Regions from separate parts of the Homo sapiens genome. Here all the other regions are linked to region 2. A link is a loop called in an ENCODE intact Hi-C map of the cell type or tissue named here. Cell type or tissue: IMR-90. All regions are shown on one strand.

The links. Peaks named below come from ENCODE experiments on the same cell type or tissue, not always from the same donor. Only the 100,000 strongest peaks of a DNase experiment are listed, where the experiment ranks them.
Region 1: it touches region 2 in a loop (6-fold over the local background); 2 of 110 quality-filtered maps call a loop at or near these places.
Region 3: it touches region 2 in a loop (20-fold over the local background); 2 of 110 quality-filtered maps call a loop at or near these places.
Region 4: a loop joins it to region 2, with 6 times the contacts of the local background. A loop is called at or near these places in 2 of 110 quality-filtered maps.
Region 5: it touches region 2 in a loop (6-fold over the local background); 4 of 110 quality-filtered maps call a loop at or near these places.
Region 6: it touches region 2 in a loop (9-fold over the local background); 6 of 110 quality-filtered maps call a loop at or near these places.
Region 7: a loop joins it to region 2, with 5 times the contacts of the local background. A loop is called at or near these places in 2 of 110 quality-filtered maps.

What each region holds. Positions count from the first base shown.
Region 1 is chr17:69,653,553-69,657,552 of GRCh38, forward strand. The region is part of intron 3 of LINC01483 (long intergenic non-protein coding RNA 1483); the gene reads left to right. Among named protein-coding and RNA genes, the nearest start is that of LINC01483, 62 kb to the left of the region's middle. In IMR-90, no CTCF peak of the experiment used is centred here; a DNase peak (open chromatin) is centred at 1,599; H3K27ac peaks cover 2,249 bases; H3K27me3 peaks cover 850 bases.
Region 2 is chr17:69,759,915-69,763,914 of GRCh38, forward strand. All of the region lies in intron 3 of LINC01483 (long intergenic non-protein coding RNA 1483), which reads left to right. Among named protein-coding and RNA genes, the nearest start is that of LINC01483, 170 kb to the left of the region's middle. RefSeq lists an enhancer at 1,663-2,862. In IMR-90, a CTCF peak has its summit at 2,301; a DNase peak (open chromatin) is centred at 2,177; H3K27ac peaks cover 3,409 bases.
Region 3 is chr17:70,099,302-70,103,301 of GRCh38, forward strand. KCNJ16 (potassium inwardly rectifying channel subfamily J member 16) reads left to right here. Exons shown (of 4, transcript NM_170741.4): 2 at 1,357-1,465. Among named protein-coding and RNA genes, the nearest start is that of KCNJ16, 26 kb to the left of the region's middle. In IMR-90, a CTCF peak has its summit at 1,882 (motif pointing left); no DNase peak of the experiment used is centred here.
Region 4 is chr17:69,868,452-69,872,451 of GRCh38, forward strand. All of the region lies in intron 4 of LINC01483 (long intergenic non-protein coding RNA 1483), which reads left to right. Among named protein-coding and RNA genes, the nearest start is that of LINC01497, 91 kb to the right of the region's middle. In IMR-90, no CTCF peak of the experiment used is centred here; DNase peaks (open chromatin) are centred at 1,890 and 2,620; H3K27ac peaks cover 2,553 bases.
Region 5 is chr17:69,604,883-69,608,882 of GRCh38, forward strand. All of the region lies in intron 2 of LINC01483 (long intergenic non-protein coding RNA 1483), which reads left to right. Among named protein-coding and RNA genes, the nearest start is that of LINC01483, 13 kb to the left of the region's middle. RefSeq lists enhancers at 2,056-3,255, 2,331-2,600. In IMR-90, a CTCF peak has its summit at 2,453; a DNase peak (open chromatin) is centred at 2,479; H3K27ac peaks cover 2,435 bases.
Region 6 is chr17:70,136,261-70,140,260 of GRCh38, forward strand. It overlaps LOC105371882 (a long non-coding RNA gene), which reads right to left. Exons shown (of 4, transcript XR_934953.3): 4 at 1,977-2,173. Among named protein-coding and RNA genes, the nearest start is that of KCNJ2-AS1, 31 kb to the right of the region's middle. In IMR-90, a CTCF peak has its summit at 1,792; DNase peaks (open chromatin) are centred at 1,311 and 1,791; H3K4me3 peaks cover 811 bases; H3K27ac peaks cover 2,504 bases.
Region 7 is chr17:69,573,993-69,577,992 of GRCh38, forward strand. No RefSeq gene overlaps it. Among named protein-coding and RNA genes, the nearest start is that of LINC01483, 18 kb to the right of the region's middle. In IMR-90, no CTCF peak of the experiment used is centred here; DNase peaks (open chromatin) are centred at 409 and 1,609; H3K27ac peaks cover 1,802 bases.

The DNA of each region.
Region 1 (4,000 bases), 110 kb before region 2:
TCTCTCTACATGAGCAATATTTTAAAATATGTTGTTTAAAACTGCCTAATAGATCTGATTGTGCTTAGAATAGAACACACAATCCTCGTCACAGCCCACAAAGCCCAGCATTGAATGATCTCTGCACCCATTCCAGGCTTGTCTTTCAGTACCCTGAACCTAGCCCATCATCTCCAGCCTGCTTATTTATTTTTCCATGCCAAGCTGATTCCCACCTTAGACTCTTCATCTTACCTATTCCTTCTGCTTGGAAAACACTTATTTCTGAGCCCCAATGTCATATCCTGCAATAGACCATCATTGAATACCCAGTCTTTAGTAGCTATCTACACACTCTCACATTATTCTGTTTTAATGCTTTGAATTATACTTATCACTATCTTATGATTTTCTTGTTTATTAATTTATTACCCACACCTAAAAATATGGATTTAACACATAGATGCATAAACAATGAAACTAAATGCCCCACAAAATAGCAGGTCCCTTATCAATGAGAATATACAAGCAGGCTTTCTTTGGTGACCATATACTACCAGATGTTGTAGAAAGGATTCCTGCCCTTATCAGAGGTCCAGCTAGATGACCACTGGAATTTCTTCTAATCCGCAGATCCTATGATCTTCTTGACAGTTTCCATCTTCAGCAGGTCACAAGCTGTTTTAAGTGTGAAAGAATTAGTGTTTTTTTGCATATTTAAAAAAAGAAAGAAAAAAGGGAGGAAGAATGAAAGGGAAGAAGAAAAGTTGCTCTAGGACAAGTATGTTTGAAAATGGATGCGCGCGCACACACAAAATCAGTTAATTAGCTGATTTTTATGAATTGACCAATGAATTTGGTCGACTATTAACTAATTTTAGTTGGTAGACCTGAGCTAAATAGCACATAGACTAATAAATACTGGCAGTTACGGATATTCATTCACACATCAGCTTTTACTATGAGCAGTTTTCTTACTATGTCGGTCTCAGATGTTGAAATTTGTGCTCTTCTATAAAAATCAAAAAGCAGAGATTCATTCTTTTCCATGGACTTCATCTGTTCCTTGTTTCAACTGCATAAATATTATTTACATGTCATGGGTTTCTGACCTCTATTGGTGGAGACCAAATCGATTACCCATGAGCCGCTCAATTTGCAATCATTTAAAATTCCACTCTCTCTGGCACAGAAAAAGAACAATGGAAACTTGTCATAGTGCTCTCTTTTTGGTTTATTTCCTTTCCCTCATTTTTCTTTTTTATTTTCCCTTTTCTTCCCCACCAGTTTCTCTTTTTCATTTCTTCATGTACCAGGAGTCCCTAAGGGACATTCAGATCTTTCAGCAGCCATTTCATTTTTTATCACAAAATTAAAATGTCAGATCCTTTCAAGAACCCTTCAGAGTTACAAGGTCAGTAAAGCCCAAGTCTGCTGAATGCAGGTGTTCCAGTCTTGAAGGAGGGGACCAAGGAAAGTGACTGTCATGTGAGTGGTGTGTGGTTTATCTACCAAGTGGCAACATCTCTCACTCTCACTATGTCTGCACTGCTCTGAGGGTAACCTGATCTGTCTTTAATCTACTCTGACCACAGAGCAAATGTTTTAAATAAAATCTCTGCATGAGTGAGTCACTACTCTTCTGGCTTTTGTATGACATACCAAGGACTGATGGTTTACTTTGCCTGAGTAACAAAATTAATATAAGAGAAACATTTTTGTTATGTGGTATCTTAAAAAAAAATACAAAAAGAAGAAAAAGGAGACATATGGACCTGAGCAGTGAAATTTGGATGAAAAAGTTCCACTTGACACGGAGAAAATATTGAAAAAAAATGTAGTAAATGCTTTTTTGGCAGAGAAGGACAAAAAAAATCAGCAGGAAGAAGTAGAAAGAGACACTTTCACTGAACAGCTGCAGTGACTCTAATACCACTTATGTAAGGTCCTAATCTTGAAGCAGCTTATTTATGTTATCATTTAAAATGTGATACATTATCTCAAAAGTTTTTAAATCTATAGGTGCTTGTTTATTTGGTAGAGTCTGCATTACAATGGAGGGACATGCTCGTGTTTTTGTGGGTCCTAGGGAGGCTGGATTAGAGCTGAATGCAGACATTCAGTGGATGTCTTCCTCTGGCTCGGATAGATGAGGTGCTTATGGCATGTACAAGTTTCCATGCTATTTTGCCTGACCCGAAGTATCCACCGTTTGAAGTATCAGCTCGGTTTTCATGGGTTCTGAAGCCCAGACCAAATGTTCTACATCGAATGAAAGGAGTGTGATCTGAAGACGGGCAAAGTGTCCTGGGGTGCCTCAATGATCTCTTATGAGTGAACACTTCATGATGTGTGCAGTATAGCTTGTGTAGCAATTTTAATTTTCCATGAAACGTTTCTGATTACAAAATGAAATGGAACTGTTTTTGACCCAAATCTTTCTTTACCCGAAGAAGACACAACCTATAAAAACAAAGCCACTCTTTCCCAGGTTGGCAAATCTTGCATAAAAATAGTCCCGTGATAAAAATGGCAGACCTAGCTGAGGCCAAAGAGGGAGGTGAACCTTAGCATTCAAGAGAGGACAGGTTTAGAGTTTCCTTCTATCTCTGTAGCTATGACAGTTATTGGCAGTGCGATCTCGGGTGAGTTATTTTTCTGCATAGAGACTCATTTCTCACATCTCAAAGTGGGCTAATTCTGTCTGGTTCCCTCCATACAGTATGGATAACTGCAATTATGTATGCACAATCCTAGCATATTTTTATCATATAATCCATTAATGACTAAGTATGATGTAAGCTGTAGGCTTTTTTTTGGTAGATGATTTTTTTTTGATGATTTTTAGCTTACATAGGGACGTGTCCAATTAGGGATTCAGTAAATGATATTATATTTATTATAAAATATTTGCTGAGAGCATCTTTCAGGAGTCCTTTGTCTCCCTTCTATCTGGTATGATATTCGTATGCAACATTTTATTCTTCAACTCAAAGTGCAGTGTTTGATGCTCTTTCAGTGATAGCTCTACACTTTGTTTCTGAAGCAGGTGCAAAACTTACTGTACAAATTCAGAGGAAAGGTTAGATTATTTTTACAAAAATTTAATTAAATTTGACTCTCAGTTTCTAACTTGCTGGCTTAGCAGGGAATTGACTGTCAATCAAAACTGGGGTTCCTAGGGAGTTGAAGGAAAGTTCCCGGCATCTTAGGCAGTATAGAAAACATTCAAGGGCTAACCCTGGTGTGGGCCCTTGTAGAGGGGCTCTGCTGCTTCTCTGTCTGGGCATTGGCATCTTTGGAAAGATCAGGATTGCTAGTGTTCTGAGTGAAGCCTTCCTAGGTTGATCCATTCAGTCTACTGAGGCCTGGTCATTTTCTAGGAAGCTGAGAGGAAACAGGTTTGGGATCCCTACTAGTCATAGGACTCAAGGATCTCTGTAACATACCTGAGTTTGGGGAACTATACATTTTCCTATTTCTCTCTATTCCTAATACTTCATTTTCTTTAATACTTCTCTCACTTCTTTCACCCTATATGAAATACACTTACTATGATCTACTAAAAAAAAATTTAGGGTTTTGAAGACACAAGCCAAAAAATGAAGTTGTCTTCAGACAACTTCAGACTTCTGCCTTGCAACAGGAACACTGTCAGACAATAGAGCATGAAAGTTTGACTATTTCCTTGCAGGGAGAAATACAGATAAACAAAACACACACTTTTATCATTGCCAATAAACTTGCCACATGCCAATATTGAGGATGATCAAAAGGGGCATTTTGAAAATGTTGGTTTCAATTTACTTTTTACAAATTTAAAATGAGTAGAGACATTCTTTACTTAAGATTGGTAGTGGGTAGTTGGAGAAGATAACTCAGAATGGATTTTTTAAGTAAACTTTTAAATTTTGGAATAGATTTAAATTTACAGAAAAATTGTGAAAGTAGTCCAGATGGTGCCCCTATGTCATGTGCTCAGTTTCCCCTATGATTAATATCATACATTTAGCATGGGACA
Region 2 (4,000 bases):
TATTACCATTTTGTGTCAGACTTAGACTTCTAATGGAAACTTTCAATTCCAAACAGAGAAAATAATAGCAACAATAATAATTTATCTTTTGGCTTTCAATGTCTTTTCACATTCTTCTCACTTGAACTTTAAAAAAATCCAGCTAGGCAAAAGGGCAAATCTTACTCTCTCCATTTTACAGAGTAAGAAATGGAACCAGAGGAATACAACCACCCGTTAACCAAAGCTACTATTAGTCTTGCTCTCATTTGTCCTCACTCTGTGTTTCCTGGATCCAAAGCTTGATTTGTTCATTTTCTTATATAGAGAGCCAGACTTGTAGTAAGTTACCCACCTGAACTCAGCAGTGTGGGGGGAGGAGGGAGAACTGTGAGCCCTTATTAAAAGTTAAATTATATAAATAGATGATATTAAAGACAAAGGTAAAGAATACTCAAAACTAGTCACTGAGGTTACTGATGCCTAATGTATTCATGTGGCAGAAATGCTATATGGTGGGGCACTGCCATGCAGTCAGTTGACCTCACGTTGGTAGCTTGACATTGGCTATGATGGGAATCTTCACACCATAAAAGTTGGGAAACATTTTAAATCAGGTAATGTTAAGTGTTTACCAACACAACACTAGGCAGGACCATGTATACCAAAGAATAGTCAAAGAAAGAGCAAAGCCTTTCTAAGCACTAATTTAGTTTGGCTGAGATGGTGAATTGGATTGAGGTGTAAACAGGGCTAGAGAGACTCTTCACAGACTTAGAGGGCTCTAGAAATTAGAAAACCCTTGGAGAATACCTGACTCAACAACCAGATTTGACCAATGAGAAAACTGAGGCCCTAGTGGTAATCTCCCCAAAACTAAACCACAAACGCATGGCAGCTAGGGCTTGAATGACACAGAAGATTTTCTTCTCTTTCACACATTGCACATGAAATGTCTGAGTAATCAAAGTTACTGTCAGTCTCACTCTCTTTTTTTCTCTATGCTTCCTAGTTCCAAAGCTGGGCTTACTAATTTTCTCATATATAGGACCAGTCTCACTGTACATCCCTAATATTGATATTGACCTAAGAAGTATTTAAATAAATGCCAGTCCCAATCCCATCCACCCCAACATAACCTGTGAGGCTTCCTAAAGTTTTCTATTTTGAATGACCCAGAATTTCCCCCATGTTATACTTCTCTCTGCTGCAGTTCTTCTATACTTTGAATTGGGCTCCTATGCCTGATGCCTCACCAGGATTCCTTACATGTTGATGTCCTTCTACTACATCTTGCAACTCTGGCACAGATCACTTGACTAAAATGAGACTGGGAATTACAATTATTTTAGATTGAGTCATTTTCCCACCATGTTGCTCTCATCCTGTCCTCCTGCTTCTCTATCTAACACCTCCCTTCCTTTCCCTTTTCTCTCAAATCTGACCAGGTACAGAACTCCTTTTTTCTCGTCTTCTGGGCTACTACATAGCCATGCTTCACTATAACATACCAAATGTGTTCCTTACACGTCGATCTTGGCAGTAGGATATACAATCAGAATTCTCATTATTCTTGACCCAAGGAGAGAGAATTGTTGATAAAATTGGCAACAACAAGGACAAACATGATTTATTTATATATTGATTTAAGAAATATGGGAAGCCTAGCCATAAAAGGCAGTATTTTATGTACTTGGCAAAAATATGAAAAATATAATAATTGAGGGCAAAGGTGTTGCTCTAAGAATTATTCTTAGAGGTGAAATTCAGAATAGTTATTTATGGACCTGGAGACCAAATAATAAAGGGGAAAGGAATTAGGAATTTTAGAAAAATATTGTTTTAGGCAAGAAGAAAGACACACAGAGGAGGTTAGCTGGGGTAGCAGTGTGCGAGGGGAGCAACAGAGGATGCGTATGAGCAGAGAATGAGGAAGGGCTATGAGGAACTTTGAAAGGGTGGAAACTTGGACTTTTGAAGGTAGGAATAGATTGGTGGAGAGATGTGGCTACAACAGAAGTTTGGAATGAACATTGGCAAAGAATCTCCTCATGGCGTGTTGGGAAAGATGGATGAAAGAGTAAGTGAGGTGAAAGGAAGGGAAATTGAGTCATAGTCCCCCAGTCCAAATATGCACTGCTGAAGGGAATTGAGCCAACAGCAAAGCTTAAAAAGAACTCATGACTGGATATCCTCAATGAGAGTGAAACCTCTTTCTTCCAGTTCCTGCTTGAAAATATAAACAACATGCAAATTCAAACAAAAAAATTCTTCCTCTGTCACGTTGAGAAACCCTCTGTTTACTTTGTTGTTGTGACTCACTTTGAGAGTATTCTTACAAGAATGCAATTTGTAGGGATGGGCAGACCTGTAGGGGGAAAAACAAGAACCTCTCTGGAATGTTTACCCATTCTTGGGACCATAGATTTTTTTTTTTTCTACAAAGGTCTCTATTCCTTTTTAAAAGACTCAGTTTAGTTTTGGAGAGGAAAAATATCTCAGATATAACAGCATAACTGGGGTGAGGTACACAAGACTTCTAAGAATCATTTTTTAAAGAAGCAATAGAAGATGCCCAATGATGTAAAACAAAAATCACTTTTCTTAATTCAAGTTTTACCCAAGTGGATACCAAGAGACAGGAAAACTTACAGGAATGGAATGATGGATGGTCATACTTGGACGTGCTAGCCCAGGAATGAAGAAGACTTAGACATGTTATAGTTAATTGTAGCTAAATGGAAGAAAAGGAGACAGGGAAAGCAAGAGGTAAATACAGGTCAAATCAAATCAAAGAATCAAAGCCCTGTGCTTCAGATGAAGTATTTTAATGATACAAATTGTCTGTGTCAGGGGCTTAAATGTGTACATTTAGGGGTACTGTCTCAAAAAAAATGAGCTTTCTTCCACAAAACTAAAATCCACATGGACAATTTTGAATCGGATGGATGAGAAAGCAAAGTAAGTTCTCCGTAAATACACAGATGCTGTTAAAGGATTGGTGCCTTTTTTTCTTGTCTTTTTTCCTTTTTTGGAGGGTGGAGGTGGGGCTAGATAATCTTGGCTTTAGAACATTTAATCCTGACATACTTTATAAGGAGCTGCATTCAGCAAAGTCTTTTGACATTCTTAATTTGCCTATCTTTGATCTCTGGAGAGATGAATCTGAGGTTATGGTGGTTCTAAAGAAAAAAACATTAATTCAATGACACATGTGTGAGAGAGGAATGAGCTAGAAATTAGGAGAGAATATGTAGTTGGGGGGTTCAGTGGCGTTTCAGCATTTCTGGGGAGTACTGTACAGTGGGGGCTCTGTGTGAAGCCTTTGAGCCAAGTGGTTGGAGACAAGGTAGATGGTATTTTAAAGGGCATCAGAACAATACTAATTAATCTGTTTTATTTTCACCTTCTGCTTAGGATTTTTTTTTTTCTGAAAGCACTTACACTTAACAAAGAAAAACCTTATTTGAGGAGCAAATACACAATCTTTCCTAACTCTTTTTAGAAGCCAAATGCAATTCAAATACACCTAGTCCTTCCTAAAATGCTTTATGTATTTTAACAAGTAAAACTAAGAAAATTGTATTTGTTAGTGCTTTATGTGAGTATGGCTGTGAAGTGTTTTCATCAAATTTGCACAGCATTTTTCTGTGACCTAATTTCACATACAGTTATGTGGCGTACAAAGAATTAACTTTAGAGACTCCCTGGGAAATACATCAAAGAGACACTGAGTCATCTTCTTGAAAAGTTTAAAGCCAAGATTGACAAGAGGCCTGGTTCAGAACAGACATGGCATTTATACTGAGGACCATGGACAGAGAACATGGTGGGTCCTCACATGGGCCCCAAATCAAGTCTCAAGAACGAAGCCTGAAATGTTGGAATTTCGGTGACAGCTGTTTCTCACTGGGCAACTTTATGATCCAGGGTAACAGCAGAGAGGGACTTACTTAAAAATAAGGATCCTTCTGTGCCTAGCAGAGAAGGCCAACTAGTATCCAGAGAAAACACTGGGAAA
Region 3 (4,000 bases), 340 kb after region 2:
AAGGTAAAGAAGCAACTACAAAATGTTTATCTTTATGTGAAGAACAGGCTCCTGGAAGTAGTACGAGACTTGTTTTGCAGAGCTTCAGGGGACAGCATGAGGACAGGAAGATCTTGTGAAAGCTATAGGGAGACACATTTTTATCTGAGTTTAAGGAAGGACTTCCTCATGGGTAAGGTCTAGTCATCATAAAATAGGAATAGAATGCATTTAGGGGTGAATGAGGTCTTAGTCCACGAAAACAGTCAAGTAGAGACGGACAGCCATCTTGAGGGGTGTTGTGGAGGAGCTGGGGCAATAAATGCTTGGGTGTTAATGCCTTTCTCATGATTCATATTGTGGGTTGAATCTTTCTCATGGCATTTCTTCACTCAGTCATTTTGGCAATCCTCAGAGGGTCTTTGCCTGGTGCTATGTGTGTTTGGGAGTAGATACAAGGAGAAGAAAAAAATAATTCGCTCAAATTCACACAAAAAAGTGACCCAAACCAAAATCCTTATTAAGCCTCACTGTTAAGTTTTAAAATGATATGATGATCACTAATTTGAGAGGAACTACATGTTAGCCAACCCATCACTGATTTATTTGTGATTTCAGATTTTGAAATCTATTAGGATAATCAATTTCACTTCAGCACGGTTTGGTCAAAGAAAGGAAAATACATCAGAGGGATTCAAATAACTTTAGAATCATAAGTAGTGTGAGAGATCTACAGGAGGAAAGTCCGTTTAGCAGTGAGAACTTCAGACACTTCCTCTATATCCTATGGTAACCAGGCAGTTAGAATAACAGGAAGCCCTCAGGCCGGCAAAAATGGCACCTGTGAAGTTTGTTTGGGTCTATCTGAAGGCAGGATTTCAGCAGGGGCTGAGGCTGTACAGAACAACTTAAAATTTTCAGTTGGATAAGAAAAATCGGTAAAACTTAAAAATTGTATTCATTTCCTAATGCCTACGTGGTATTACATATAAGTCAGACAATTGTTTTCTCTATTTCAAATTACTGGATTAGTTTGATTATTATACGGACTATCAGAAGAATAGTGGTACAGCTTTTCTCCAAGATCAACGCCTTTCATTTGTGGATCTTCCATCTTACCTGATACTTCTCTGCCCGTGTCTTCAGTACTGGAATTTACTCCAGTACTTCTTATTTTCTGTTTGTCTTTTCACCACCCGAAAAACATTACTCTCACTCACCAAACTATGTACACCTTTCTTTATATTCTCCCAATCAGACTTAACAAACACTTAGATGACATTTATTTTTGCCTGGTACTGTTTTAAGTGCTTTACAAATATGAATTCATTTACTTCTGCTAAGAGCTAATATATTTCTATTATCTTCCTTTTACAGAATGGGGGATTGAGGCACAGAGTGTTAAAATAGTGAGACACAGGATTCTAACTGGCAGACTGGCACTTTATCTCAATTCTTAACTGCTGTGTTGCCTCTCACTTTAAAGGTAAGAAATTAAACCAATTTTAACATGATTCTCCGAAAAACCAATACTTGCACTCCTTCCTCCATGAAAATGTGCTTTATCCCTACGCATTTTTCCAGAAGTCCAGCTTTCTACTTATACGTTTATATTTTCATAAACTTTGCTACAGAGCAAATTCGGTGTTACAAACATTGCTTCCTTTTGTTCACATTTTACACGTTTACTGCCTCCTTAAATCATTCACCTTCACTGTATTTTAGGAAAGAAATGCTATTTATATATTTTGTGAATCCACAGTCTATTATACATTCTGCTAACTAAGAATAAAACTTGTCTACTTGGTTATTTGAGTCTAGAGAATGATTTTCAACCTGGAGTGACTTTGCTCACCAAGGGACATCTGGCAATGTCTGGTCACATTTTTGGATGTCTCTACTGGGGTTTGGGGTCATACTGGCATCTAGTGGGAAGAGTTTAGGGATGCTGTTAAACTAAATGCCATAACCACAGGTCATCTTCCCACAACAAAGAATTTTCTGGCCCTAAATATTGAGGTTGAGAAACCCAGATCTAGGATATTCTGTGCATTTAAAATGATTCCGTTCAGAACAATTTAGGTACTTTCTCAATAGTACTGCAAAAGCTATATGAAAACTATATGTATATAAAAATTATATCTATCTGTCTCTAGCTACATTAACATATCAATCTGCTAGGTTAAGTAGACTCAATTTAACCATCTGGTGTTTCATGTTTGCTTTTGATTTGTAAAAGACTCAGACCTATAACATAGCCTTAATGCTAATATCATTCTTGAGATAAACGATTATAATTGCAGATTTCTTTTTTTTTGAGAAAGAGTCTCGCTCTGTCACCCAGGCTGGAGTGCAGTGGCACCATCTCAGCTCACTGCAAACTCCACCTCCCAGGTTCAAACAATTCTCCTGCCTCAGCTTCCCGAGTAGCTGGGATTACAGGTGCCCGCTACCAATACTTGCAGATTTCTTTAGTGTTATGTTATTTAGCCACTCATCCATTTTTTTAAAGATTTAAGTATTAAGCATTCACTGTACACCAAGCAATGTTCTTAGTGAACAAGTAATTTAGAATTAGATTACAATTAAATTGTGGATTTTAGGACATTTTAGTTAACGTTTACTGAAAAGTATTATCACAGAATTTATATTTTCTATAGTTTATGTTGTTTTATATGATTATAAAAGCAATGATTTAAGAATTAAGTGAAGTATTTTACATGATGTGGAAAAAATGAGAGAAAAAGATGGAAAAGAGTTGATTGAATTATTCATTTTCACCTGATTAGTTGAAGCCAGTGGTTAGTAACATCACATGCACAAAGGACCCAGTGGCTGATTCAAAATAGTATTCCATTCTCTCCCCATGATTTTACAATGAAACTACGAGACCAATCAGGACACCTTCTTCTTTCTTCTTGTTCACCAAAAGTACTTTTTTTTTTTTTTTTTTTTTTTTTTTTTTGAGATGGAGTCTCTCTCTGTTGCCCAGGCTGGAGTGCAGTGGCACAATCTTAGTTCACTACAACCTCTGCCTCCCCGGTTCAAGCAATTCTTCTGTCTCAGCCTCCCGAGTAGCTGGGACTACAGGCATGCGCCACCACGCCTGGCTAATTTTTGTATCTTTAGTAGAGACGGGGTTTCACCATATTGGCCAGGCTGGTCTCCAACTCCTGACCTCGTGATCTGCCCGCCTCAGCCTCCCAAAGAGCTAGGATTACAGGCGTGAGCCACCGCTACCTGCACAAGTAGTTATTTTTAATAGCAATGACACACAAGAGTAATTGCAGGACATTTACTTAACTAAAAAAATCAGTTGGCAAAATCTTATGTGAAAAATTAAAACAAAACAAATAACCATTTCCCTGAAAAATTAACCCCACTTGGACCTCCACATCCTTTCCCATCCATCACCACATTTTTCTACCCCATTTGACAGCGGAACTCTCTGTAGGCTTTCTGCATGCTTTCAACACTTCCTGTCACCGTTTTTACTCGTCCCTAGTCAAATCAGGCATTTATCTCCAAAACTCTGTTGTGACATCTTTCATCAAGGTCACCAGTGACATCACACTGCTAAATCCAATGGTCAATTCTTGTCCTTATCCTGACTGATTGTTAATATCTAACACACATGATCACTGACTTTTTCTTTTTCCTTTCCTTTTTTTTGAGACAGGGTCTCACTCTGCCGCTCTGGCTGGAGGGCAGTGGCATGACCAGGGCTCACTGTAGCCTTGACCTCCTGGGCTCAAGTGATCCTGCCACCTTAGGCACTCAAGTAGCTGGGACTACATGTGTGCACCATCATCCAGCTTATGTATATTATATATATATATTTAATATATATATTTATATGTGTATATAATATATATAATTTATTTAATATATATTTATGTGTATATAAATATATATGTGTATATATATTTTTGTGTATATATATGTGTATTATATATTTATGTGTATATATATATTTATGTGTATATGTGTATATAATATGCATATATGTGTGTGTGTATAT
Region 4 (4,000 bases), 110 kb after region 2:
AGTGAGAACTCACTCATCACCAAGGGGGTGGTGATAATCCATTCATAAGAGATTCACCCCCATGATCTGAACACCTCCCACCAGGTCCTACCTCCAACACTGGATACTACATTTTATCATGAGATTTGGAGGGGACAAATATCCAAACCGCATCAGGTAGAGATGAGTTTAGTAAAGAAACATCCAGGCCGGGTGCGGTGGCTCACGCCTGTAATCCCAGCACTGTGGGAGGCCAAGGCAGGTGGATCGCAAGGTCAGGAGTTCAAGACCAGCCTGGCCAACATGGTGAAACCCCATCTCTACTAAAAATACAAAAATTAGCCAGGTGTGGTGGCGGGCACCTGTAGTCCCAGCTTCTCGGGAGGCTGAAGCAGGAGAATCGCTTGAACCCAGGAGGCGGAGGTTGCAATGAGCTGAGATCACACCACTGCACTCCAGCCTGGGCGACAGAGCAAGACACTGTCTCAAACAAACAAACAAAACATCCAGCCGGGTAAATTGAAGGCACAAGATTTTGAGAGAAAGTGAAGAAGTTAAACTTGCTAAGGAGTGGCTTTATGCACTGGGGGAAGAGAGGGAACAGATATTGCAGGTAGCACTAGGAAGAGTCTGTCAGGCAGAAGACACAACACAGAGTTGCAGAGGTGGCTTTGAGTGAGTGGTAATCTGTGGAAGAGGTGTCTAATGACAGGAAAGTACAGATAATCCTGCGGACAAGATGAGGAAGGCTAGATAACTAGAAAGCCTTCGGTCTTGAGTATTGATCTAAAATGGGGAAGTGAATATAGTGAACTGTAAGATTTTTTATATTCAAAAATGCTGCAGCCACAAAAAAGAATGTCCTTTGCAGGGACATGGATGAAGCTGGAAACCATCATCCTCAGCAAACTAACACAGGAACAGAAAACCAAATACCGCATGTTCTCACTCATAAGTGGGAGCTAAACAACGAGAACACATGGACACAGGGAGGGGAACATCACACACCGGGGCCCGTCGGAGGGTAGGAGGAAAGGGGAGGGAGAGTATTAGGACAAATACTTAATGCATGCGGAGCTTAAAATCTAGATGATGGGTTGATGGGTGCGGCAAACCACCATGACACATGTATCCCTATGTAACAAACCTGCATGTTCAGCACATGTATCCCAGAACTTAAAGGAAAAGGAAAAAAAAAATGCTGGAAGCCATTGCCCCAAATGCTGAGTTCTAAGCAGAAAACTTGCAAGTTAGAATCCTGAGGACTCCAAGGTTAAGGCAGCACATGGATATTCAGTTGCCTTCTCTCTAGACTCCAGAGTCCCTGCAGAAGTCTGGCAAAGATAGCCTGGTCTGATCATCTTCAGAATCTAAACACACCTCATTTACATAACTACTCACTGTAGGTTGTTTTCAGTTGCCTTCTAAGATTGAAAATGCTAAGGCTTCCCCAGGTTTCAATATTACTTGGTCATTTTTTTTGGTAAGAATCTGACAGGTCAGTAGTTAGATGACCAAATGTTTGAAGAAAGAGTTACTGAAAGGTGATATGGTTGGATTGGTGCTTTAAGTTGAAGACTGTGGACATAATGGGTAGAATAAGAATCCCCGAATAATGGTTGTGATTGTGAAAATGGAAAGTAGATGATAACCTTAAAGAATTTGTGAAGTTGAAGAAAGTGGAGCATTTGCTGGAAAGCACTTCCTCAAAATCTTGCATCTCAAAGGAGTACTGGTTCTGCCTGACAGAACAGCATTGACCTCCACCTGAAAGAGCAGGCCTGACTCAGTGCGTCTCTGGTCCCCACACTGCAGTCACAGTGTGGACATTCTTTTGCAGTGTGTGGTAGCTCCCCCAGGGCAGTGGGCCTGAAGAGACTTGGGGGTAAGTGGTCAGGATTGCTTCCTGCAACAGTGAGAGGTCCTGACTCATGGGCTCTGGATCCCCTCTGACTAATGATCTGCAACTGACCCTCTGCTTGTTCTCTAGCAGGTCCATTCAAGGCAGGAATTGTAATTTCCTAGGACACAATGCTAGGTGAAAGGGTTCATTGTGTCACCAAGAATGACACAGTAATTTAAGCCTGGGAATGCAATTTATTCAAACTCCTCATTTCCTAAATGAGCTCAGATTAGAACAATCTCTTAAAGAACAATTTTAGAAATGTTGATGTTTTTCTTTTTCTTTTCTTCTTTTTTTTTTTTTTTTTTTTACAGGGGGTGGGTGAGTGAGTAGGATGGAGGTGGCCATGGAAAGAAAGGAGAGGAGGAGGCTTTCCATAACCATGACTTGAAATGACCGAGTCAGAAGGTTATGGCTGTTAGGAGGAGTTAGGACCAAGAAACATGCACTTTCTGCCAGTGGGGTCCAAAGTATTCTGCATATCTCAGACAAGTGCAAACCTGCCTTGCCTTTCTCTCTGTCTCCCTAGGAGGTACTGTTTGTGTGACAAAGAGAGTTGTCAGTAATCCAGCAGACACCCTCTTGTACTGCATTGAAATCCAGCACATTCCTCCCTACAGTAGGAAGGACAGACTGGGCTTGCTTTGGGGTTTATTAACCATCTTGAACTATTTTCCAAATGTTTTAGGTTCGAAAAAACCTGAATCACATTGGGCCACAGCCACTTTTTCTTCTTCGCTATTAAGCCTATGTGTATTTTATGGGAAATGTAATCCATATGTTTCTGATTCCTTTACACTTAACTCATCAAGCAGGATTTGTTAAAGCTATTTCATGCCCTGGATGCCTTTTGAGCCGTTTCCTTGTGACTTTCAAAGCCTTTTATTCTCCAGAAATAGGAAGTTACATTTTATGAAATGTAAATGAGCTTGAACCCCCAAAGGTCTTATTTGGGTCAGAATTTGGAACACTTGGGATCAGTAAGAAGCATGCTCTATTCCACTCTTTCAGAGGAATTTCAGCTCAGGGAATACTTTTACACTTTTCAATGCATAAAATTGGCTAAACTTTAATTAAGATGTACTTGGGAGAAAAAAAAAGCAAAAAAAAAATTTCATTGTAAGAGCACATATCATTAATGAAAAGGGGTAAATATTTCTGAATAAATAAAAGCTACCTCAGCTAAATTACCATAAAATAAAATAAACCGAAACAACCAAATACGTCTCCGAACATCACTAACTATGATCCTGTTGCTAAATTGCTGTTTTAATTTTGTGGCCCTAAAGTGAATCTCCAGTAAATATTTTTTCAATACCTCCCACCAGAACAATTAAAATAATTTTCCAGGAGCAAAGCTGTTTTCATGTCTTGGCAAAATATCCTGTTGTCTGAGAGCTCCTATTCTTCAGCAGTAGAAGTTTGCAATTAAAAAAATTAAAGAAATGCATAATCTAAAAATTCTCTCCTCTCCTCTAATTCTAGGAAGAAATTCCATGTTGGGTGTGACATAATAAAACAGGCTCAATTCCGAGCCTTTGCAATTGTTTCTTTTTCTGCCTGGATTAATCTTCCCTACGATCATGAATCTGTCTCCTCTGTTATCTCTTCACTGAGGCCGGCTCTAACTGTCTGGACTGAAAGAACTCTCCCAATTCTCCTTTTGTTACTCTCTACTCCATTTATCCGTTTTACGTTTTTCACAGGAATTAGCATCATCTACCATTGCTTAATGTCATTTGTGCACTTATATTTTCTTTTCTCAATGAGAATCTAAACACATCCCTGTATCCCGTTACTAAAACGTTAGCTGACAAATGGCAAGCACTCAATCAATGTTTACTAAATTTAATTGCAACAATTTGTTCAACACCTATTGACACGTATTATGCACCAGGTTTTATGCTAGATATCAGAGATATAATGAAATATAAAACCAAGTTCCTGTTCTCAAGAACCTCCCATCTTGAGGACAGAGAATATAAGTCAATTACTCTAGTGGTGTGTGGTAATTTTACTGGGGTCCTAATCCAGACCCCAAAAGAGGGTTCTTGGATCTCCTGCAAGAAAGAATTCAGGGAAAATCCATAGAGTAAAGTGAAAGCAAGTTTATTAAGA
Region 5 (4,000 bases), 160 kb before region 2:
ATTAAATGGCAGTTAGAATGTGGTCTACATTATTACAAATAAATGTTTTTCATTATATTTTACTGTCAGCAAATGCTGGTATAAAACTCATTGCCTTTCCTCATATGGCTACCTTGAAGGGAGTCAGAAAATACATTGGCATCTGAGATCTTCATGTGAATTATTTTGAGAATTCCAAAGACTCCAAACTCAATTCAAAGAAACATGATGGAAATTTCATGGGCTTTTAATTGGACTTTCATCTTTGCTTCCTTTGTCAGTAAAGAATGACTGTCCTGGAACTTGAGGTTGTTGCTAGACCCCCTTCTTAAAAAACAAACAAAAAAAACCTAAAGGTTCTATAGTTAAAGCCTCTTGGGAGGGGAAGAAGACTCACTCAGTACACAGAATGATAAAATTTTACTTGCCGAGGTAACATACATGACTTTGGACAGGTTTAAGCTCCTTTTTCATTGGAAGGAAGAGAACTTTTAGGCTTGCAGGTGCTATTTCTTTCTTCTTCCAATTTCTACAACTGGAAACTAGTCATTGTAGGGTTTTCCTTAAATAAGTCCAAGTCTACAGGAGGCAGCAGGGAGTCTATTCCACTGAAGCCTTCCTATGAGGATTGAACAGCTTCTAATTTCTTGATCATTCTAATCATCATAACCATCTGGAAGATTTCGTCATTAAACTAATAGTTGGTAATCATATTGTCCTGGCTTTCAAAATAAAACAAAACGATAAGGGCTTCTAGACAATCCAAGCAGGCTATTTGTCGAACTGCTCTATTTATCTGTGTCGATTTCATTTATATATTTCAAACACCCACTGCCTCTAAAGTATACCGAATCATGCCCTCAAGCAATTGGTCTCATCTACAAAGAATGAGCCTGACCCATGATTCTGTGCTCCTCTGTTTCTCACATTATAGTCATAAGTTAGCCCAAAGAGAGAAGCATATGATTCTTTGGATGAGATCTCTGTTATCTTTTAAGGAGATAAGAATCATAAACTCCATTCAAAGGTGACATCAGAACAATGAAGGACATTCTGAGACAGAGCGAATGACCTCATGACATTTTCCCTAGATTTTCTAACTTTTCTTCTGTTTAGTAATCAATCATTCACTGACTCTAAATGTATGGGAGGTAAAAGTTTTTCTTTACTTTCTTATATTCTGAGGGTGGGCCTGCAAGTTAAACTGACAAAGATAGATGAATGGAAGAAAATTGTACACATTGTATGTGATGTTAATATTCTTATGTGGGCAGGGTTTTCATAGAAAAGAGGTGAAAACCCCCCAAAAAGCAGGTAAACTGGAGGGCATCTATAACATTTTAGCAAAGGATGATAACCTGGGGAGAAGCGACTATGACAGAGGAAAGAGGGTTTGGGCTTCCAGGGGTGGTGAATGGTGGGAAGGTAAATTTATGAGGAAAAGCAATAATAAACAAGAGTTATTTACTAAAGTTTGCTTACACAGCACATCTTGGTGCTATCTCCATCTCCTGATAAGGGTTGTTCTCCTCTTTCTAATAGGGGAGGGTGGGGGACACCTTTGTTTAGCCTAAAGCTAAGGTTTCGCCATATACAGTGAACTGTAACTCAAGGGGCTGTGGAAATATAGACTGTAACCTATTCTTGAAACAAGTAGCCAAGTTTTAGCCAATCACAGCAGCTGAGTTTCAGCCAATCACAGGCAGCCAACTGTCTAAACTGCGTTTAAATAAGGCAGATGCTGAGCTGTAACCAATCCAGCTGTTTCTGTACCTCACTTCTATTTTTTGAACCTCACTTTCCATTTCCTGTCGATTAATGTTATCTGACCATGTGGCAGCCCAAGAGTCGCTGGGAACCTATTTTGCTTCTGGGAGCTGCTTGATTCATGAGCTTAATTAAATTGTTAAATCTAATTTGTCTAAAGTTTTTCTTTTAACACCTTCACGAGGGGAAGTTTATGCCCTGCTTTAAGCAGAGGGGGACGGCAGAGCTCTTCTGTGTCTGCTTTTTCTCAATTGCCCCCAGCTCAAAATAATTCTTATGCCGGCATATTTTGGGGTGACATATTCTGATCTCCTTCATTGGGAAGCAGTCCCTGAGTGTGAGCCTAGCAAAGACTCTCTTCTTAGAAATCCTCCCTAATTTGAAACATAGTGGTTAAAATTCAGAAGCTGGGTCTCTGTGCACGTTATCTAACTGCTTGGCACACAAAGGTTTGTCAAATAAAAGACAGGCAGGTGATGAATGCATTGAGAATTGTTGTCAATCCTACCTAAAGTTCCACAGACTTAGAGAACATGTCTTTCTACCTGACAACCATTCAGAGCAGTTTGGCTGTTCCAACTCGCGTCCTCAATTTCATCATTCAAAATCTGTGAGACCGATACTGAGCTCTCATGGAAGACTGGCTCATTTAATTGAACAATTTGGAAAACTGTTGAGTTGAGGAAATGTATACAGAAGCTAGGTGGCGCTGGCGGCCACAGGCTGCACAAGATAATCCTCTGCATGTCAGAACATGCCCTGTGCCCAAAGGACACAGCTGTGAAACCTTTCTGAAGAGTTTAGTATCAGATACAGGGAGAATGATTTGAAACAAAAGAGAAATACAGAAATTCCACAGCATCACTTTCAGACTGTCCAACATTACCCATTCCTTCTGACATAAACATGAAAACCCATAAAGCACAATTTGTATTTATCTATTTTCTAAATAAACTCCTCCTGGTCATTTGCTTTTTGAATATTCTGTTTGGTCTCTTTGGTTTTGCAATCACCACTGACTTGGAGCTCCACAGAAAAACCAGAAGTTCCAAAATAGCAATCGGAAGAGAACTTGGTTTCAGTCCCTTTTCCATTAATGCCTATTTTCCACAACCACATAACCTGTGCATTTGGAATATTTTCCCAATAGCACTGGCTTTCATAAGCTGTAGTGACTGTCAGGAAATAAAACTGCTTTGGTGGAAAGACCAGAATTATATAGCTGAGAACACAGGAATGTTAAACCAGCCTTCGAAGTCTTGCAGAATAGGAGAGAACAAAAGTGGGCTGTGTCAGTGAGGCAGGTTTAATAGAAATAGAACATTTATGAATTTCTAGTCACATCTTCTGACCAGATAATCTTCTACAGAGTCATTTAGCTTATGTATGGGAGATACGAATCTTACAAGTGGAAGATGACCATGCCTAAGTCAGAATATAATAGTCTGACAAAATTTTCTGCTTTATGTATGCTTATGGAACTTGTTTTATATATAGACATATCACATTTATATAGTCATTTAATAAATTTCATTCATTGAAAATAATACAAATGCATTACAATGAAAACAATCATTAGGTACGTACTTTTGGTTAATATTTCCAACTGTCCTGAAAGATGTGGTATAAATATATCTGTAATCCCTAGGGGTTTATTGCACAAGAAAAAAAGCAGAGCACACTGTTGATTTTTTTTTTTTTTGAGACATATTGGCTGGTAAAATGTTGATACTAATTAATTCTGAAGTGGAAACAGGCTTACAGGCTGGCAGACGGGTTATAAAATTTTTTTTTTTCCATTGGTCTCAGAATTGCTAGAATCTTTGTTTCAGCACCAGTAGCTCTGGTTTAGGTTAATATTTCTGCCTCCACTCAATACCATGTTATACACCCTCTTGCCTACTGTCAAAGGAGTTTGTTGAAGATAGTTTCTTTACCTGAGAAAGAATACCATTCTCCTTTACTCCTCTTTTACCATGTCTCCTCTTCTACCTGACCAGTGTACATATTTGTCAACTCTTTTTCCAACCTGTTAGCATGTTACTGATGGAGGGCTTCACGGAAGAAGCATGGAGTTGAGAATTTCAACTTTTACTTCTGTTACAGGAGTGGCCTTCAGCCTCACTTAGATAGAAAGGGCCACAATAAACTCAGAGGAGTAATAGGCTCAGAAATGGTGGACAACATACTCATCTTATTTATCACTGGGTTTCTGGCCCTTGATGCAGTACTTGGTATTTAGTCAGTGCTCCTT
Region 6 (4,000 bases), 380 kb after region 2:
TGGAGGGTAGGGTTAACTGGCATAGTTCTGGCACATAAGATGTTAGCAGGAATCTATGGGTGCGGCTTTTATGAAAGCTTTTAAGCTGACTTGGCTGGCTCATGCCCTGTTCCTCTCCCTGCTCACCTTTCTCTCCATCTGGACCTCTAACTTGGTAGCTTATGCTCTTGAAGCCACCTTGTAAGAATGCAAATCAAGGACACCCCCTACAAGGGAAAATAGAAAGGTAAGAAAGACTGCAGCCCTAGATTGCACATCTCCAGACGTCTTTTTCATAAGTGAAAATAAATATGATTTCTAATTGACACAGCAATATATCTAAGGGAAATTATCCAGGAAACAAGCCTGGTTTAAAAAAAAAAAAAACGATGCACAGCTTAGGTCCAACTTGTACTTGTCCATGACAGTTGATGGAGTTGATCACTGTGGAAACAGCTAGCTTTCTTTCTTGCTTTTTTCTTTCTTTCTTTCTTTTTTTTTTTTTTTTGAGACAGTCTTGCTCTGTTGCCCAGGCTAGAGTGCAGTGTCATGATCTCAGCTCACTGCAACCTCTGCCTCCTAGGTTCAAGCCATTGTCCTGCCTCAGCCTCCCCAGTAGCTGGGATTACAGGCCTGCACCACACCCAGCTAATTTTTGTATTTTTAGTAGAGACAGCGTTTCACCATGTTGGCCAGGCTGGTCTCGAACTCCTGACCTCATACTTTCAAAGGAGTTGAGGACATGCCACTATCGTAAGACACACACACAAAGGATTGCTTTTGGCCTGGAAATCCCTCTGAGATGCTGGTGGTGGAGTGACCTTGATAAAAGGATTAACCAGGCCCACTGCTCTTTTGCTTCTTTCTTCCCCCCAACATAAAATCCACAGAAACCTGGATAAAGCAGGCACTGTACAACTTGGGCAAAAAATAAAACTGCTAATACTGTCTCAGACCCTCTATCCCTCACCAAGACCAAACTTCATCCATTTAGAATATTTGAGAGGATTTTTAATACACACAAAGGAATCCAGATTTTTCTTTAAATATTTGTATTTCATCATTTCTGAGTGGGCCAGGACATGTGCTGAGTGGATTCTCTGGGCCACTTTTATGTAAATTTTTAGGCACCAGATTCTACTCAGTTTAATATATTCTATCTATTAGTCTCATCAGTTACAAGCCTTGATTCTTCTGTTCTGAATGTTCTGTAAGGCGTGTGCAAAGTCCTGTGTCTTTTAAGGTAAGACTTGCCTGTGGATATCTAGAAACCACGCCTATTCACCCTGCGTACTCTATAAATCACAAAGCCCTGACTCAATTCTAAAATCAGCGTGGCCTCTCTCTCTCTCTCACTTTCATTTTTAAAGGAGCAGTATGACCCAGGCTCCCGAGAAGAGAGCTTCTGGCTCCACATGCAAAATGCAAGTTAGTGTTAACACAGAACACACAGATTATGCAGCAGGGAAGCACTTGGTAAATTCCTTTCAAATGTTCCCCTAGATAGGAGGTCTTTGAAAGCAAAAACTAGTAACCGAGATTCAGTCCAGATAAATCTGTGGGCAGACAGCAAGTGAGGTCCCCTAGAAGGGGCATTTTCCTAAAAAGACATAATCATAATGCTGCCCAGAAACCATCATTGGTCTGCATTACTTTGTACCTTTTCTTCAATCAGAAAAACCTTATCTACCAGTAAATTCCCAAGTGTTTTCTTTCACTGCTCTTGGTTTCCTAAAGCAACTGAACGCACTCCTCTTATGACTATGCGGTTGGGTCATGAGATTTGGCTTGGAGTAAGCAGCCTCTTGCCTCATCCTGCCACCCTGTGCTTCTTTCCTTGGAAATGTCCAAGCTTGTGGTTTGGGATTCTCTGTGCAGAGTTTTGAGACTTATGTCGACACCTCTACATGTTTTGAAATTCAATAGATTGAGTTGCTGAGCACCTAGCAGGGATGGTAGAAAAAACAAAAATAGAATGAATAAAATAAACTATGGCCTTTTCCTGTTGGGTCTCATTGATTTATTCTACTTTGTAAATATTGTAACGTAAAAGGATACCATGTCCAGGGTCTGTCTGCTGTCCCAAGAAAAAGCAGCTGGACTGAGCTGGAGAGTCTTCCAAATAAATAAGACAATCTGTGCTGGGTAATCACTCATCTCAGGCCTGGAGTGGAAACTCTGGGGACGCTTCAGGCTGCAGAGAAACAGGTTAATTATTTAAAGTATTTCAGCAAGCCTGATGGATGAAAACTCAAACAAATAGATTAAGTCTTGCTAAATTACATAGCCAAAGAATGCTGGTTTTTGTTTTTTTTTTTTTTTTCCTCTATGCTATCATTTACCACAGGGGCCAATGAAAGGTCTTTAATCACTGTCTAAGTAACCTGAACTTGAGACAGAAAGGGCCCCTGGAGATTTAGTCACTGTGAAAACTTCTTTACAGCAAGTTATCAGAAATCTTCAACTTTCCACATAAAATACTTCAGTCACATGCGATACTCACTGTGGTTAAATGCCCTTTATTTGAATTAGAAGCACATGTTGAAGATCAATTATTTATTGTGCTGCTGGTTGATTCTTTCTGACACTAGTTGGCCTGGGGAAGGGAGGCTAGTCATAGGGGCCGGGTTAAGGACAGAGCTAGCCTCTGCTAGCCGCCAATTCCAGAACCAAAGATTTTTAGGATATCAGGAGGACATCAGATCCCTTTTTATGTAGGAGGAAACCTCCAACTCGGGAGTTATCTGCCTAAAGAGTGACAGACATGGAGGGACGGAAGAAGAAAACACAATTACCAATGGCCAACCTGGGGCAATAAGCAGACCTGATGCTGCCCAAAGTTGAAGTATTGCTATTTTTTAATCAGTAAATAGCGCAAATGATCATTTCGAGACCCTTTGTTAAATAGCAAGCTAGTATTTTCTAGAAGTGCTATTGATCATTAAGTATTTAAAGAAGTGGCCGGGCACGGTGGCTCAGCCTGTAATCCTAGCACTTTGGGAGGCTGAGGCGGGTGGATGACCTGAGGTCAGGAGTTTGAGACCAGCCTGGCCAACGTGGTGAAACCCTGTCTCTACTAAAAAATACAAAATTAGCTGGACGTGGTGGCACGCACCTGTAATTCCAGCCACCTGGGAGGCTAAGGCAGGAGAATCGCTGGAACCCGGGAAGCGGAGGCTGCAGTGAGCCGAGACCATGCCGCTGCACTCCGGCCTGGGTGAGACTCTGTCTCAAAAGGAAAAAAAAAAAAAGTATTTGGAGAAGCTGGGAAAACAAAGGTAAAAAAAAAGAAATGTGGGAGGCAGCTGGTAAGAGTCATGATAAAGGAAGATAAACTTCTTCAAAATGTGCACAAACAACGATTGAATAAAAAAAAAAAAGCTCACACCTTTTCAGGGAAATGCTAATGTACAGTGAGGCACACCTATGTACACTGATTTATTGCCACCAAACCTTTTACCTTGGAAGCAGAAATGTTTAGTCTTTTGGCAGGGCCGGCCTTAAAGCATAAGCAAACACAAGGAGCAACAGGTTTTTTTGGGTTTTTTTTGGTTTTGTTTTTTTTGGGAGCAACAGGGTTTTTTTTTGTTGTTGTTTTTGTTTTTATCATTAAATGGAAGTGCTCCCTTCTTGAAACAAGTGCTATGAAGAAAACAGCCCAACCTGAGAGAATCACACAGATTTGGTCTGGATACAGCCACTTATTAACTGTGCCACCTGGAGCAACTGAGCTGCTGTCTCCAATTCTCAGTTTCCTTAGCTATAGATTTCCTTTCTGTATTAAGCTACAAATTTAAGGGTGCAGAATTAAGAATCAAATGCCTTAAGTTTGAATTCTAGTTCTTCTTCTTTCTTTTTTAAAAAATTAATTATTATTATTATTATTATTTTGAGATGGAGTCTCACTCTGTCACCCAGTCTGGAGTGCAGTGGCATGATCTTGGCTCACTGCAACCTCCACCTCCCAGGTTCAAGCAATTCTACCACTTCAGCCTCCAAAGTAGCTGGGATTAAAAGTAGC
Region 7 (4,000 bases), 190 kb before region 2:
TAGATAAGCAAGTAGAAAAAGATGAAACACAGTCTTAGCATTCAGAAATAACTCTGGTTATATTTTTTGGGTTTAGACTCTCAAAGTGTGTGTGTGTGTGTGTCTTTCTCTCCTACACACAACCAATACAAATATAAATTTACCAAAATGAAAACATATTTGCTCTTATTACTCTTAATAAGCATACTCATTCTTTAATAACTGCAAAATATGTGATCATATGAGTGTACTATAGTGAATGTAACTGGCTATTACTACTGTGTATGTAAGATGTCTTGCATTTTTTCTTTCTTATAAATTGCTTTATAAAAATTGTTCTTGTAGCCAAGTGTTTGTGACGTTACAAATGTTTACTTAGGATAAATTCCTAGAAGCAGGATTTCTATGTTAGAGGTTAAGGACATTCTGAAAGCTTTTGTTGTTAAGTAATGCGAAGACACCAAGAGGTCTCACCCACACATTCTTTTGTCAGCAGTATATGAGATGCCTAGATTCTCACTACTCCTGAGGGTAATCATTGAAGTTAAAGGAAATACTTAAAAGTGGATTTTTGAAGAGGAATGACTAGGCAGTTTAATTCTGCCTTTTGGAACATTCAGACTTTATTGCCAGACCAGTCTTTTTCGGGAATTCACTTGTTACCAAATGACTTAGAGTCACACTGAAGGCTGAAGCCTATAAAAGGGGTCACACCGATGGTATTGTTCATTCATTTATAAGAAAGATCACGTCTTTCTTGCTTTATTCAAAGGAGCGGAAGCTGGCTTGCTTCCAGCTGGGATATCCTGATTGGAAGTCAACTCGGACAGTCAGCTTTGCTCCTTCCTTACCATCCTCTTAGTGCAAGTTCCTCAAAGAAGACTGATGTGTACACAGTCTGGTTTGCACATATACAATGCATCAAACACATGATCTGCTTTGCTCATCCTGTGTGGCTTTGGGGTCCAAGGGGAGGGGAGAGGAAAGAGGCTGAGAAAATGGGCATTTCTTCCTGGTAAGTCCATATCAAAGATCAGTGTTTGGCTCACCAACAGCTGCTACACTAATTATTCATCTTAATAACAATGAGTAACGATGTTTAAAAATCCCGAGTGCCTATCAACACTACATTTAGTGCTATACAATATGCTTAGCTCAAAGTCCTCATTGGACATTTTATAATAGCCTTTAAAATAATACTTACATTTTCAAAGCCCTTTACCGTGGATGAAGTGTTTTCATATTGATAAGTGAATGTACGATGGGTGGTCAGATTTGGTGGTATTTCATGCTTTTTACCTGTGTTTGAATAGTGCTCAATTTCAGGCCTTCTGACTATTCCTTCTGTTTCATGTCTACTGTTTAAATCCTTACTTAAAAAAAACCAATGATGGGCTCAAATCTCTTATCGTATTTCTTAATGGGATGGGATAAAATGAAGGATGTGGTTAGCTGTGATGACACATTTAAATAAATAGAAAAAATAGAAAAGTCAATCATGTGGCAAGATATGCTTTCACTTAGTGCCTTGTCCCCTGGAAGTCAACATGAAAAAGTGCTCTGGGTCTTGGATTAGAAAAAGCCCCAAACATCTTTCATGCATGGCTGGAAGTGTAAGACTCGTTATCCTGGCTCTAATCCAGTGCAAAGGGGAATTTCAAGAGCTGGTTCACATATTTGTAATTTTCCAGTTTTGAGCATACACTTCCTATCCTGGCCATTTGTGCTTTCTGGGGGAAGCCAGCAAATTGCTTGTGCAGAGGGAAAATGCTTCTTGATATCTTAAAACCGTAAAGTGCTGTGGGATATTTTTGGATAAAGAGTTGAGGGAGATCATTAATTTTGTAACCACTGTGTTGTCATTAGCACAGTTCTAGGCTTACAATGTTTTATTAGTGTGGTTTGCATGATTAGTTTACTTGGAGAATTATTATAAATTATTGATGCTATCATTCTGCTGTGGGGAAGCCTAGCGAACTGGAGGAAATAAAAAAGGCATAGATTTTGTTGTTGTTGTTTTTAATCCTAGTTTATGAGCTGCAGTACTCACTAAAGTGCTTTGGAAATCTACTAAAAAGTTTGTTAATTCAGGAAAAAAGATACTGGTTCAGAGGACCACCAGAGGAAGCTTCAGGGAGCAGAGGGGCTCCGGAAGGTCTTTAAGCAGGAAAATAGTACTATGAGCAACAAACTACCTTGTTTGATTGAAATGGAGCATTTTCTAAGAAGTTGAAAGGCAATGGGGTCAAAAAGATAAAACTTTTTGTCATTTAGCTAAAAAGTTTAAGAGTAGCTTTCAAGGGCCAGGCGTGGTGGCTCACGCCTATAATCCCAGCACTTTGACAGGCCAAGGCGGGCAGATCACAAGGTCAGGAGATTGAGACCATCCTGGCTAACACGGTAAAACCCCGTCTCTACTAAAAATACAAAAAAAAAAAAAAAAAAAAATCAGCCGGGCATGGTGGCGGGTGCCTGTAGTCCCAGCTACTCGGGAGGCTGAGTCAGGAGAATGGCGTGAACCTGGTAGGTGGAGCTTGCAGTGAGCCGAGATCGTGCCACTGCATTCCAGCCTGGGTGACAAGAGCGAGACTACGCCTCAAATAAAATAAAATAAAATAAAATAAAATAAAATAAAATAAAATAAAATAAAATAAAATAACTTTCAAGAAGCCAGAGCTAAGTGCTAGGAGAAATCTCCCAAGAAGATGGACACAGGTGATGTATCCTACATAGTAAGCCACATGGCCCATCATGGCTGCTTGCTGCATGAGAGGCTGCCCTTCTTGCAACTAAACATGACGACCATGACTGGCCAGAACCCTTGCTGGAGGAAGGAGAGAAGAGCAGAAGGCATTTACATAAAAGATACATCAACACTTCTCATTGTGAAAATATAAAAATAAACCCAAAGCCCTTGTTGGTGGCCGACCCTCAATCCTGGCACTGTTGCTGGATTGACTTATCCTTCTAGATGAGCTATGCTCTTTTGTGATTTGGGCTTTCTGTAAATGGTATCCCACTGCACACCCAAACATAAACGTGCTTGTAACATGTCAAGTATCTCTTGAAGCTCTTTCTGTATAAGTATACTCAGAACCACTTTTAATTTTAAACTGCAGATTGCATGTTATAGTAGGATGTACTCTATATATGTGGTCATTCTCCTGTAAATAGACAGTTAGGTTTTTCTGATGCTGCCTGCCAGATGAGAACAATGTTGTGGGTTCCAGGTGTTTAATGTCAGTTATTTTCTACCCAGTCAGGTGAAGAAGTGATATTCCGCGAATGTCTAAGGTTGGCTGGCCAGCAGAGTTTGGACGGTTGAACACACTTTTTGGTTCTGCCTCTGCATGGGTAAGCGCGTAAGACCCGTGTTGTTGCTTCTACTTAGCCTTAGAGGAAAATGTCTTAACTACAGTGTTGAGGGAACTATGTTCCCATCAGGGGACACCTGCATTTATTCCATAGGACAGTTACGTTATGTTAATATTTTTCTGATTTTCCTCTCCTTTCTGTAAGGGTAAAGGAAAAAAAACTTTTAACCTATGTTTTAGACTTCAGTGAGAACCCTCTCCTATATTCATACTTTCATTACTTTTCAGTAGATTCATAGAAACATCTATGTAGACTTAACAGTTTGGCCATTAGCTTATGGTAAAGCTTAGGACATATTCTTCCTAGCCTAAATGTGAGTATTCATTTGTGATTTAAATGACTGTGTTGCCTTTTTGTTTTGTGACTTAGACAGGGCTGATACCGGTTATGGGATGTGTGTATTATCCTAGCTCCCATAAAAGGGGCTGATTTTCCTACTAAAATCATTAAAGAAGCAAAACCTATTATGGGAAATAATGATTAGATCACAACATCCTCGATAAATAGAGAACTGGCTAGTTAAAATGACCTAGTTAAAAATGTTAATTTTGTTCATGGGTTTTAAAGTTTTATATTCCTGTTTAGCAGGAAGGGAGAATTTATTTAGGACTGAATGGAAGCTATTACAGGTGGTATTATTATTATA